2 separate regions of the Mus musculus genome follow, and region 1 is linked to region 2. Evidence: chromatin contacts called from ENCODE POLR2A ChIA-PET data. All regions are on one chromosome and are shown on one strand. The core of a region is the stretch at or near the end of the contact, and the rest is flanking DNA. Distances in the headings are between cores, read along the strand shown.

Region 1 (4,090 bases), core at 1,297-3,796, 230 kb before region 2:
AGGCTGGCCTTGAACTCAGAAATTCACCTGCCTCTGCCTCCCAAGTGCTGGAATTAAAGACGTGCGTCACTACTGCTCAGCTTCAGCATAAAAATCTTTGTTTTTTTTTTTTTTTTTTTTCTTTTTGTTGTTTTTCGAGAAAGGGTTTCTCTGTATAGCCTTGGCTGTCCTGGAACTCACTTTGTAGACCAGGCTGGCCTCAAACTCAGAAATCCGCCGCCTCTGCCTCCGAGTGCTGGCATTAAAGGCGTGCGCCACCACGCCCAGCTTCAGCATAAAAATCTTAAAGCTTCTGATGAAATTATAAATTGAGAATGAGATTACAAAGCCTCAAAAATCCAATGTTTCAACAACTACAGCACTGTTCAGGATTAGAACATGATTTTGACAAGACTTGCATGCATATTGAGCCAGAAGCACTATACTGCCTGCATAGCCATGATCTTAGTAAAGAACCTGGGGTCACAGAGCTAACTTGCTGAACGTAGCAAAGCATCCCAGTTCTGAAGCCAGGCTTTCAATCCCAAAGCCTCCTAATTCTACAGAAGACCTTTAGTCATCATCGTAAAAGAATTTACCATCACGCTTATTTATTTTGGGATTCACGGCATGCACCCCCATGCCTGCTCTGTAACTTTATTACTACATTTTAAAATTTATGTTTGTATGGTAGGAGAGTGTTCTCCTGCGTGGAAGACACATGAAAACCTGCAGGAGCTGGTTCTCTTCTTCCACCACGTAGGTTCTGAGGATTAATCCACGTACTCTGGGAGGTATGGGTCTGTATCTACTGATCTACCTGGGTGGCTCAAACCTCAGAAAAAGAGAGACAGATTTGACACAATCATGGCTACTCTTCAGTTACAACATGTTATTGCTGGTTTTCCTGAGATGGATGGAACTATGACATGCAAAATAAAGTCATGCACACAGTACAATACCTGGTATATCCACTGCCATGAAAATCTGTGCTATTTAAGCTCCTGATGACAGTTTGCTGTGTGGAAGATAAAACTAATCAACAAAAATGTCTTGCCATCTCCCTCCCCGCAGGAAAGTCTAAATACTCAAAAAAAATGTTATGATCCACACCTCTCACCCAAGCCCACCATGAGAGGAGAAAAAAACCGACTCAATTGCCGCAGAAGATATACTCGAGATGGGGAAACAGATAATCAACTGTACCCACAAGCCACCCAAGCACTAAATACAGAGTTTAACATTCACAAAAATTAAAGTAACTATGGTCCATACTCAAATTGCAAGCCGCATCTGAGTATTAAACGAAAGTGTTTAACACCACGTAAACGCGAAATATCTGATACACAAAATTAAGAAAACGAGAAAGGGTAGGCTGAAAAACAGGAGGTGCAATCTTGGCGTGGTAGCGGACATAAACGTTTATTGTCACAGCTGGAATGCATTCAGACGGGCATTCAAAGGAAGGAGTACAGATTCCAACTCACCGCCACATTTCCACAAGTCTGAAAGGCGGTGAACATAAACATAAAGGCAACTCCTAAAATAACGATGTTGAAAAGCTTTTTAGACTCCGGGGACATTTTGGCTCCGCTTGCTCAGAGGCCAGCAGCGGCCCAGGACAGTCACCTCTTCTCCTCCAGTCGAACCCCCTGACAGCCCTGAGGGAAGAAACCAGATGAGAGAACCACGAAGCCAGACTGCCGATTTCCAATCTTGGGATGGGAATCGTGGGTTTAAGGGAAATCTCTCCCCACCGGTACAGTCGGGACCCTCCGGGGACGCGACCGAGTGCAGAGGAGACCCGGGGTCTACCCGCCGCAACTCCAGTTGCAGGGAACGGGATCCGGGGCAAGGACGAGCAGTAGCAGCTGCTGGGGCCCGCCCTCCCGGCCTGACTCACAGCAGATCACGAGACCGGTCAGCTGACCAGAGTCTGGTCGCAGCGCCCGCCGGGAAATGTAGTCCCGGCGCCCCGTGGGGGGAGGGGAGGGTACGGCCGCACGCTGTGGCTAGCGCGTACTTTAGGTCTACACTACCCGTCCCTTCGTAGAGAGCAAAGGCCCCGAGAAGTGAAACCAAGGCAGCGAGCCTCAGTCAGGAGCGGCGGGAGAGGGGAACGTGAGGTGGCCCCGGGACACAGAGAGGCAAAAGAGAGCGCAAGAACCGGCTCTGACAGGCGGGACTGAAGGCTGGGCGGAACGGCGCGTGGAGCCCGGGCATTGGCGTGGGGAAGGGGCGGGGCTCTGGTGGGGCGCGCTTCCTCTTTCTCCCTCCATAGAGCCTCGTTCTTCCCCTTCCCCGCGCTCTCGCGGACGCACCCACGGTAGAGCATTTGGCGGGCTTTCTAACTGCCTTCTCTGGCTGCTCCCCCGCCCCACCGCAGTGACTGCGCGCTTTCCGCCCGCCCGCCGCGCGGTGCGCAGGCGCACCTGGGAGGGGCGGGGCGCGCGGCGGCGACGTTACGCAACACGGCCGAATGGGCCAATCAGGAGATTCATTTCCGGGTGGCGCGGGCGCCATTTTGTAAGGGTGGGTATAAATGCGCGCTGGGGCCCGCCCGCTCGCTTAGTTGCTGCTCAGGCGTCCGTCAGGTTCGGGTGCTCTGCGGCGGCCTTGCGGCTCCCTCCCTACCCACGAGGACTGTAGCTACCGAGCGCCTGACGGAGCTGCGTTTCCGGAGAGCGAGGGCCTGTCCGGGGCGTTAGGGTCTCGGCGCCGCTTCGCAGCCATGAGCTACGGCCGCCCGCCTCCCGATGTGGAGGGCATGACCTCCCTCAAGGTGGACAACCTGACCTACCGCACCTCGCCCGACACCCTGAGGCGCGTCTTCGAGAAATACGGGCGCGTCGGCGACGTGTACATTCCGCGGGACCGCTACACCAAGGAGTCCCGGGGCTTCGCCTTCGTCCGGTTCCACGACAAGCGCGACGCCGAAGACGCCATGGACGCCATGGACGGGGCGGTGCTCGACGGCCGCGAGCTGCGGGTGCAGATGGCGCGCTACGGCCGCCCGCCCGACTCGCACCACAGCCGCCGGGGCCCGCCACCCCGTCGGTACGGCGGCGGCGGCTACGGGCGGCGGAGCCGCAGGTGAGCGGGGCCCGGGGCGGAGCGGGAGGCGGACGGGCACAAAGGTACGCGGAGCACGTGGAGCCAGCCCCTCCCTCGCGGCCGGGGTGGCAGCAGGGCCGGGCCACTCCGTGCGAGACCCCGCCTCGCGGCAAGGGAAATGGCGCCTGGCAGCCAGATAATGGCGGCGGGGCGGGCGGGGCGGGACCGGCGGCCTGCAAGCTCACCCTGTCGCTTCGTTCACGTCCCACTCGCAGCCCTCGGCGACGCCGGCGCAGCCGATCTCGAAGCCGGAGTCGGTCCAGGTCGCGAAGCCGCTCCCGCTACAGCCGCTCCAAGTCTCGGTCCCGCACTCGCTCGCGCTCCAGATCAACCTCCAAGTCCAGATCTGCCCGAAGATCCAAGTCCAAGTCCTCCTCCGTCTCCAGATCCCGCTCGAGGTCAAGGTCCAGGTCGCGATCGAGAAGCCCTCCGCCCGTGTCGAAGCGAGAGTCCAAGTCTAGGTCGCGGTCCAAGAGCCCACCCAAGTCTCCAGAAGAAGAGGGAGCAGTTTCTTCCTAAGAAAATGGTAATGTCTGCGGGAATCTGAGACACGCCCTAACTCCCGTGGGGTATGGAGTAGGTTTTTTGAGCCTTGTTAGCATAAAGACTCCTGGTGTTAAGAGTACTACTGCTCTGAAGTTACTCAGCTTTGGGAGTGATGCTGAAGAGGGGTCTGCAGAGAGGATTGTGTAAAGCTTAGATAGTAATGGCTGTTTCATGCTGTTTGAGACCTATTAATGAAAATGACTATTTCTTGCTGTTTTTATCCAACGTCTGCATTTTCCCCCTTTAAAGCTGCGGTCTCCTGTTTTATCAAAGAATATTGGCCAGTATTGCAGATTTTAACTGATTTGGCTGATCCTCCAGGGACCAGTTTCTGTGGGCGTGTATTGGAGCAGGTTTGTCTTTAAATGTTAAAGATGCACTATCCTCATAGAGAAAAACATTCAGTGCAACTGTTGTTGTGCTGACTGGGACTTCTTACTCTAATGGATGT
Region 2 (3,950 bases), core at 515-3,014:
TATCAGATCCCATTACAGATGGTTGTGAGCCACCATGTGGTTGCTGGGAGTTGAACTCAGGACCTCTGGAAGAGCAGTCAGTGCTTTTAACCTCTGCTCTACCCAACCCACCAACGTGGCAGACTGGGGGCAGGGTGGTTAAGAGCAACAAGAGCCCAGAGACCTGGCTCACCTCTGAAAGCAGCTCTGCTGCAGCGCCCCCTGGTGGTGGTCTCTCCATACTCTCTGGCTGGGCGAGGACTTCAGAAAGAAAGACTGAGGCCATTGGTGCAGGGGCTGAGGATAGGGACTCCAGACCTGGGGGTACAGGTCTAGTTCGTTCCTCTGCCATTTCCTGCCTGCCGTAAGTTTCCACATCAAATCCCAAGTGAGGGGCTAACCCAGGCCCTAGGCATCTGTATCAGTGGCACCCCCTGCCCTTCTCCGGCCTGCTGTTCTTGTTCAGGAGCTGACAGGTCCGGCGAGTGCTCGTAGGTGGGAGCATGGGAGTGTTGGACAGGGTGTCATAAATGTAGGCCTTCGTACAGGGCTAGGTACGCGAACATGAAGAGTGGTACTCTACCAGGAAGTGGGTAAGAACATCACAAGATGGCACCACCCAGAGCCGAGTTAAGGGAGGGATATCTGGGTCCAGGAGGGAGATGAGGAGGCACAGCCCAGCTCCTATGGGCTCAAGGTGGCTAGAGACGTGGGCTAAGGAGGATAAAAGCCTGTGGCTTAAACTTGAGGGAGGGCCGGCCGTCACCACTACTAATAATAGCAAAGATAACAGCAGCTGCTAGTTAGAGCCAGGGGCCCCACAAATGCTCCCTGTTACTGCTACCACACAGAGAGGGGAAAGCTGAGACCGAGGAGGCTTAGGGGATTCATCTAAGACCACAGGAGCAGTCAATGGCAGATCAGGATTTGAACCCCCGGCTCTGTTAGCTGGAGTCATATATAGTTATTTCTCATTACAGCCAACAAAGCAAGTTACTTGGTCAGTATTGGCCAGGCTAGAGTATCCAAAGCCTGGGCCTGGGGGCTGTTCATGACACGGAGATGTGGAGGGCCTTCCTCTGCATCTATTGCCAGTTACTGTGAGAGCCAGCTTTCAGCCTTAGCAAGAAGCCTCTGTGTCCTTGGGTGCAGAGCAACATTCACAGTTTCCTAAGGGACAGTCCCAAGAACTAGCATATACCTCGGTTGCCTTTCCAACTGCTCTGTGTTTAGTCCTGGGGTGGTTAAGGGGACAAGACCCAACTTCCAGCAAGGACCCGGTCTGGCCTAGAAGGGATGCCAGGCCTGAGGAGAGATCATTCTAATGGACGAAGGAGAGACAGCAGCTAGAGAAGGCCAAGGCTTCCTAGACGATGTAGCTGCAGCGATCGATCGGGGATTCTGGAAAGGATGCAAGCCTAGTCGAGGCTCCTGGAGTCAAAGGAGCCTGAGGTCACACGAGAAAGAGAAGGGGAAATTGAGTGGTTTTTGCTTGGTTGTTATGGGGGTGTGTCCGTGTGAGCGCGTGTGTTGCTGGAGATCGAACCTAAGATCTGTGTGCTAGGCAAGTGTTTAAATGTGGCCATAAGTGGAGCAGCAGGAGCTACAAGCCCAGGCAGAAGCCGCGGGCCGACCACGCCCCCCGAAGCACCGCCCACACACCAAGAAGCCCCGCCTCAATGAGGCCCCGCCCACACCCAGTCCCCGCCCCTGCGCCCTCGCGCAGGTAGGGAAGAGGCGGAGCGCTGGCGCTCAGCCTTGTAGCCGCCGCCCCGCCGCTGCCCACTCTGCTCTCAGCCGCTTCCCGGGACGTGGGGCCTCCGAGAGGTGAGCACGGGGAATTGGGTGCGGCGGAGCTCGGGTCCGCTAGGCCGCGGGTGGCCAGGGATTCACGGGGCTGCCCCGTTCGGCCGCGGGGAAGGTCGGGGGCTGTGCGCCCCGCAGAGCGCCCTAGAGGCCGAGGCTGGACTCTGTGCCCGCGGGACCGCTGGATCCCTCCCGCAGATCCTTGGCCTCTGCTGGGACCAGGACGCCTAAAGGGGTTCCCCGGGGCACAGTCACCAGATGTCTGGGCGCGTGGTTTGCGCAAAAGTTTAAAAGCCCAGAGAGGAAGAGAGGGCACTGCCCAGTGTTGGAACATGCGACTCCGCCTCCAACCAGAAATCCCTTTTAGACCTTAAGACTATATTCCCCTGTCTCCCGGGTGAACTTCCAAAGTCCTCGGGCAGCGTTTTGTGCGTGGAGCTTCGCCGCCGTGGTAGTAACAGGTGCGGGGGTGGGGGATGGGGAAGGCTCACACCGCCAGAGTAGTCCGCGGCTCAGAAAGTGTACTCAGGAGTCCTGGCTTAAGGACCGAGGGGTTTGGAGAGTTGGGCCCCCAGCTGATGTTTCTGCATTGGATTGAAAGTTAGGGAGCGAAAGGTCTGTAGGGCCCAGGTCTCTACCACAACCCCAGGGCAGAAGGGAAGCCAGGTCCATACCTTGATTCAACTCCAGGAAACACCGAGCCGCGAGTCTGTAGGGCCGGGACATAGAGAGCGAAGGTGAGGTGTACCTGAGGGATTGCCTCATAGGTGGAGCGGTTGCTGTTTCTCAACCAGCTGCATTGGGGGTTCCAGTGTGGGTGACATCTTGTGGTGAAATACTGTCCCCAGCATCTATGTTGTGCTGTTGTGATTGTAGTCAGGGAGAAGAAAATGAAACTTGGTTTCAAGCAGTGGTTCTCAGCTTAGGGGTGCTTTTGCCCGCTAAGGATATTTGACAATCCCTGGAGACACTTGGCCATCACAGGTCTGCCCCACAGTACAGAATCTGGCCCCTCAAAAGTCAACATTGAGTGACCGTCCTATGACCACCAGCCCACTAGGGTACTTCTTGTGAATTTCTCTCCCTACCTAAGTTTCTCCAGGGGCTGGGAAGGGCCAGGACGAATCTCAGTGAGAGATAAAGAGATAGGTGGGCAGGCTTCGCCCTGGCTGGCCACTGGCCCTGTGGAGGAGAAGCTGGGAACAGTGGCTCTCTCGAAGCACAGGTCTGTAGTACTTTACCCAGGATAGCTTCAGACACAGGATAAGCTCAAGGTAAGCCAGAGTAGCCCTGGGGATGGAGGAAGGGCAGGACCAAGCTCTGTTCCCATGGAGTTTCCCAAAGCTGGATGAGCTGAGGTCTCCCGGATAGCGGAATGCCATGTGACCAACTGGAATTTTCCTTCTGAACACAGAACTGACTCCCCTAGCTATTTACACCAGGAAAGTAACATCCAAGGAATAACGGGTCCACTGATTCCCTGTGGCTCCTCTCTTTCCTTCCAACAGGATGGGTTGCCCCTGGGGCGGTAGGAATCCTGGTCAGGGTGAGCTCAGGCCCTGCTGTAGTATTTGCTGAGTGACAGTAAAGGATGGAGGCTGGTAAAGAGCTTTCCACCCACGGGGTCCCCCAAAACCGCGGAGTTGGGCTCCTGGGCTGTACTCTTAGCTTTCTGGGAATGGAGGTGAGGCTGTTGCTGGCTGGGTAGGTCAGGGCCAGAATCCTCTCTTCCGGCAACTAACATTTCCATCTCCCTTTGTCCTGTCTAGTTTTGGACACTTCTTGCTTGAGAGCCCTGGTGGGGTGAGAAGGGAGTGGTGGGACTGGGGGCGGGGCAGGAGTCTCGGGTTGGTTGGTTGGTTGATTGATTTTGGTCTTTTTAACCATAAAACCCTGATGTGTAGCTAGACTTGGTGGTGTGTGCTTTGATGTCCCAGCATTGGCAGGTAGTGGCAGGAGAGTCAAGAGTTTGTCACCCTCAGTAACAGAGTGAGTTTGAGGCCAGTCTGGGCTCTACAAGACCCTGTCTCAGAAACCCAGCAGAAGACCAGACCTTTACAATGTAGCAGTTACCACTACTGTATATGGCTCTGAAGTCATAAAGTTAAACACCCAGACCTCCTCAAAGCCACCTACCCCAAACCTGTAACTCTAGCTTCACTCGC

What was found. ChIA-PET counts read pairs that join two places held with the same protein, here RNA polymerase II (POLR2A).
Region 1: POLR2A ChIA-PET joins it to region 2 with 12 read pairs in Patski. The contact joins the promoter of Srsf2 here to the promoter of Rhbdf2 in region 2. POLR2A ChIA-PET finds 5 or more read pairs at or near these places in 2 of 5 experiments (Patski and embryonic stem cell).

The regions. Positions count from the first base shown.
Region 1 is chr11:116,851,550-116,855,639 of GRCm38, reverse strand. It overlaps Srsf2 (serine and arginine-rich splicing factor 2), which reads left to right and starts at 2,546. Exons shown (of 3, transcript NM_011358.2): 1 at 2,546-3,072; 2 at 3,309-3,619. The coding sequence starts at 2,711. The coding sequence ends at 3,612. It overlaps Mfsd11 (major facilitator superfamily domain containing 11), which reads right to left and starts at 1,640. Exons shown (of 13, transcript NM_178620.4): 1 at 1,467-1,640; 2 at 942-997. The coding sequence starts at 1,562.
Region 2 is chr11:116,622,034-116,625,983 of GRCm38, reverse strand. Rhbdf2 (rhomboid 5 homolog 2) reads left to right here and starts at 1,764. Exons shown (of 19, transcript NM_001167680.2): 1 at 1,764-1,806.